2 separate regions of the Homo sapiens genome follow, and region 2 is linked to region 1. The links are chromatin loops, found by intact Hi-C in ENCODE. Cell type or tissue: IMR-90. All regions are shown on one strand.

Evidence for each region. A loop is a pair of places that touch in the nucleus more often than their neighbours do. Peaks named below come from ENCODE experiments on the same cell type or tissue, not always from the same donor. Only the 100,000 strongest peaks of a DNase experiment are listed, where the experiment ranks them.
Region 2: it touches region 1 in a loop (2.4-fold over the local background); 14 of 110 quality-filtered maps call a loop at or near these places.

The regions. Positions count from the first base shown.
Region 1 is chr2:46,918,037-46,920,536 of GRCh38, forward strand. It overlaps a transcript of MCFD2 not described here and a transcript of TTC7A not described here. Among named protein-coding and RNA genes, the nearest start is that of MCFD2, 3.5 kb to the left of the region's middle. In IMR-90, a CTCF peak has its summit at 1,002 (motif pointing right); no DNase peak of the experiment used is centred here.
Region 2 is chr2:46,965,889-46,968,388 of GRCh38, forward strand. All of the region lies in intron 3 of TTC7A (tetratricopeptide repeat domain 7A), which reads left to right. Among named protein-coding and RNA genes, the nearest start is that of TTC7A, 26 kb to the left of the region's middle. RefSeq lists an enhancer at 2,062-2,356. In IMR-90, no CTCF peak of the experiment used is centred here; DNase peaks (open chromatin) are centred at 1,503 and 2,263; H3K27ac peaks cover 916 bases.

The sequences.
Region 1 (2,500 bases):
CTCCAAAATATGTCTCTCTGACAATGACCTCTCTGTGTAATTCCTGGCTCCTGTAAATAACTGCCTACTTGATGTCTCCATATGAATGTCAGACTGGCATCTCAAACTTAATGTGTCCCCCCAAAATCTTGATTTTCACCCCCAAACCTGCACCTCTCTCAGTCTTGTGCATTTTAGTAAATGTCACTGGTACTCATTCTGTTGTTCAAGCTAAAATTCTACGAGCTGTTTTTGATTTATCTCATCCCTTTACCTTTAAATCCTTCAGCAAAGCCTGTTGATGCTATCAAAATGTATCCTGAGTCTTTGACTTCTTTCCACCTCCACTAAACCATCTAGTCCAGTAGTAGATGATGCTGCTGGACTACTTGAGAGAGAGCTTCCTAACTGACCGTCCTGCTTCCATTCTTGCCCTACTGTAGTCCATAAGTGAGAAGCCACCTTTGATTAAGCCATTTTATAGGTGGGTGTTCTGTAACTTGTAGCTGAACCCATTCCTAACAGGCAAATAATTTGGTACCAGAAGCAGGATGCTAAAAACAAGACACTAAAATATGGAATTGGCTAACTGGAGGTTAAGGTAGCCAGTGTTAAAAGACTGTATGTCAAACTGGAAAGTTGGTGACCCTTATAAGCCGTAGTGAAACTGTCACTTGCTGGACCTTGGATATAGGCCACATGCCAACCAATGCTATATTTTTGGAGAAATCTCACGAGCAATATGGAACATTAGTGAGTGTTGCCTTTTTTAGTAGCTTTCAGCAGACTCCTTCAAGAGAAGGGCAACTCTACGTTGGAAATAACTGATTTGAAAGCAGAGATTAAAGAAAGTAACGACTAGGTAAGAGAGGATCTCTTTACCTGCAACCAGGAGTCTCATAACTTGGAACCTTGCTGAAATACCCCATTTACTTTGTGTACTCAGGTTGAAACTAGTACAAGTAGAGACAGAGAGGTGGCTTTATCAGGAGATAGGACGGCCATCCCAAGATACCAGAATGGCCTCTAGGTGGCATCTCTTTCCTCAGCTGTTTTGAATTGTCTCAAGACAATGTTTTACCTATGTAGGGGATTCCAGAGTGGATGAGAATAGGGGTGAAAATAAGATTTCAATTTACACCTTTTAGTATTGCTTTGATGTTGTAAACTACATATTACTTATTTGGAAAAATAAATAGAAAAATATTGAATAAAAACAATTTAAAGACTCTAGATAGGCTGGGTGTGGTGGCTCACGCCTGTAATCCCAGCACTTTGGGAGGCCGAGGCGGCAAATCACCTCAGGTCAGGAGTTCGAGACCAGCCTGGCCAGCATGGTGAAACCCTGTCTCTACTAAAAATACAAAATTAGCTGGGTGTGGTGACGCATGCTTGTAATCCCAGATACTCGGGAGGCTGAAGCAGGAGAATTGCTTGAACCCGGGCAGCAGAGGTTGAGGTGAGCTGAGATCGCACCATTGCTCTTCAGCCTGGGCAGCAAGAGCTAAACTCTGTCTCTAAATAAATAAATAAGACTTTAGGTAAGTTATTTGTGATTACTATACATGAAATTGATCAGAAGTCTAACAAATGATTGAGGTAATCCTGTGTCCCTAAAATCTCAAGCCTGGTTAACAACAGTCTCTTGCTGTTGGGCCCTGTGGTAATCTCTGAACCCTGGAATTCCTTCTAACAGGGAGTAGGATGCAAAAGGTGTGCGTTCTGCACAAGTAGAGGAAAAAACAAGGGTGCGGCTTCCAGATTCTCCAACTGAGAACTTAATACACTGCCACCAAAGAAACTGCAGTTTCTTTTGTTTAGAGAAAAGGTCTTGCTCTATCACCCTTGCATTGGATGAGGGTGACCTCAATGGGTTGCATGTTCTAGGCTCCCCTGTCAGCTGGGATGGGGCTTTGTATTTCTCTCTCCCTTATTCATATTTCTGATAAGGGTGAACTGTGGTGTTAAAAGCTTGGAATTTTGGCATGTGTTGTGTTGTTCTGAATTCAGATATACTATAAACTGGGGTGGTGAATATGATGGCCATCTGCATTTGATGACCTTGTTTCTTCCGTCCCTGACTTTATCAAAGCACACATCACTCCTAATGAAAAGTCTGACTGTTGATTTCTTCAAATTCATGTTGGGGGAAGGTATATATATTAATTATGTATACATTAATACATAATGTATGTATTAAATCACATAAATTAGCATTCTTTAGTATCCCTTTTGTCTCGCTCTCCTTTCTCATCATGTTGTTGTTGTTTGGAGTTTTTGACATTAGTTATTCTAGATAAACATTCTCTTCTTCAGTCTTAGCCTTTTTTTTGAGACAGAGTCTTGCTCAATTGCCCAGGCTGGAGTACAGTGGCACGATCTTAGCTCACTGCAATCTTTGCCTCCTGGGTTCAAGCAGTTCTCCTGCCTCAGCCTCCCAAGTTGCTGGGATTACAGGCAACAACCACCACGCCCAGCTAATTTTTTGTATTTTTAGTAGAGATGGGGTTTCACCATGTTG
Region 2 (2,500 bases), 48 kb after region 1:
AAGGGTTAAACCCTTACCTAAGAGGTTATTGTGAGCATCACTTGAAAATATTTTCTAAGTGCATACTTTTTTTTTTCTTGAGGTGGAGTCTTGCTCTGTTGCCCAGGCTAGAGTGCAATGGCACGATCTCAGCTCACCGCAACCTCCACCTCCCGGGTTCAAGCAATTCTCCTGCCTCCGCCTCCCGAGTAGCTGGGTTTACAGGCATGCGCCACCACGCCTGGCTAATTTTGTATTTTTAGTAGAGATGGGGTTTCTCCATGTTAGTCAGGCTGGTCTTGAACTCTCGACCTCAGATGATCCTCCCGCCTCAGGCTCCCAAAGTGTTGGGATTACAGGTGTGAGCCACTGTGCTTGGCCTGCATACTTTCTACTCTTTATAATATTTCATCTAATTTAATGATCATGGCTACACTACGAGCTAGGCATTATTAGTAACTCTATTTTGTATTTGCGGAAACAGACTTAGCACTCTGTGAACATTTTGAGGTATATCTTTCCAGTCTTTTTTCCCTATAGGATTATATATGCTTTTAAAATGTAAGTTCATACAGTCATGTTTTATAATCTGCTTTTTAAAAAAGTATTTCATGAGTCATTTTTCAATACACCTCTATGTCACTGTAAGTAACTTCATAGCATTTCATTGTAACGTTCTATCCTAATTTTGTGAAGTCCCGTCATTGGACCTGTATGCTAAATCTTTTTTTTTTTTGCCATTATAAATAATACTGAAATGGATATCCTTGAAGCTAAATTTTGTATACATCACTTTTTTTTTTTTTTTGGTGGAGATGGGGTCTATGTTGCAAGGGCTGGTCCTGAACTCCTGGGCTCAAGCAATCCTCCCACCTTACCCTCCCAAAGTGCTGGGATTACAGGTGTGAGTCACCACCCCCAGCTTTTTTTTTTTTTTTTCGAAGATAAATTCCTAGAAAGTAGAATTACTGAATCATAGAGTATACATTTTTTGGAGACTTTGATACAGAAGCCAAATTGCCTGTGTTTTTTGTTTTTTTTTTTTCCGTTAAAAAATTGTGTTGGCCGGGCGCGGTGGCTCATGCCTATAATCCCAGTACTTTGGGAGGCTGAGGCGGGTGGATCACCTGAGGTCAGGAGTTCAAGACCAGCCTGGCCAACATGGCGAAACCCCATCTCTACTAAAAATATAAAAATTAGCCAGGCGTGGTGGCGCGTGCCTGTAATTCCAGCTACTCAGGAGGCTGAGACAGGAGAATTGCTTGAACCCAGGAGGTGGAGGTTGCCGTGAGCTGAGATTGTGCCACTGCACTCCAGCCTGGGTGACAGAGCAAGATTCCGTCTCAAAAAAAAAATGTGTTAAATATACATACCATAGAATTGACCATCTTAACCACTTTTAAGCGTACAGTTCGGTACTAAGACACTGTTGTGCAACCAATCTCCTGAACTCTTTTAACATTTGCATTATTGTGCAACCAGTCTCCAGAATTCTTTTACCTTGCGAAACCAAAATTCTATGCCCGTGAAACAGCAACGCCCCATTCCCTCCTCCCCTAACCCCTGGCAACCACTCTTCTATTTTCTGTTTTTATGAATTTGATTACGCAAGTACCTCATGTAAGAGGAATCATACAGTATTTGCCTTTTTGTGTCTGGCTCATTTCACTTAGTAAAATGTCCTCAAGGCTTATCCATATTGTAGCATGTGTCAGAATTTCCTTCCTTCTGAAGGCTGAATAATATTGTATTGTATGTATGTATATGTGGCATTTTGTTTATGTGTTCATCTGTCAATGGACACTTGGGTTGCTTCTACATTTTAACTATTGTGAATAATGCTGCTATAAATGCTAGTGTACTAATACCTCTTTGAGACCCTGCTTTCTATTCTTTTGGGTATATACCTGGAAGTGGAATTGCTGGATCATATGGTAATATCTATTTTTAAATGTTCTAATTTTAACAGAGTGATCTGTGAGGGTTCTTTCCTACCTGGCCTTTCGGTTTCCCCCCGAGAGCTGAATGAATTGCATTTTTTCGCTTCTTCCCGTGGCTGCAGGGTACCCAAGTCTGGGATTCATCTTCCGTGGGTGCTGCAGCTGTCCTCGTGCCCTTTGACAGGCTGGGTAGGTGGGAGGGAAGGGGTTCTGTTGCTGAGGATGTTTTCTGTTTTCTACCTCTGCATCCAGGGCCCAAGGCTCCAGGGTTCCAAGGGTGGGGCTTCTTGGAAGGGCGGCTGCCTTGGATGTGATGAGTCATTCAGACTGAAGGAGTTGGGACCAGCCTGGTGTTGGGCCTGAGGCTGTGCCAGGATCAGCTTGGCTCCAAATCGAAAGTTCTGAGTTAATGAAAAAGCAAGTCCTCCTCTTGCAAGGGACCTTTCCTAGAGCTGGGTATTGGCACAGAAAGGCCCTTGCCGGTGGGAATCACAAGGCAGTGCCTGCCCTGCAGGGCTGTGTTACAACCCTCCGATGCCTCAAGGACTGGGCGCAGGGCAGCCCACCTTCATCCTGGATTG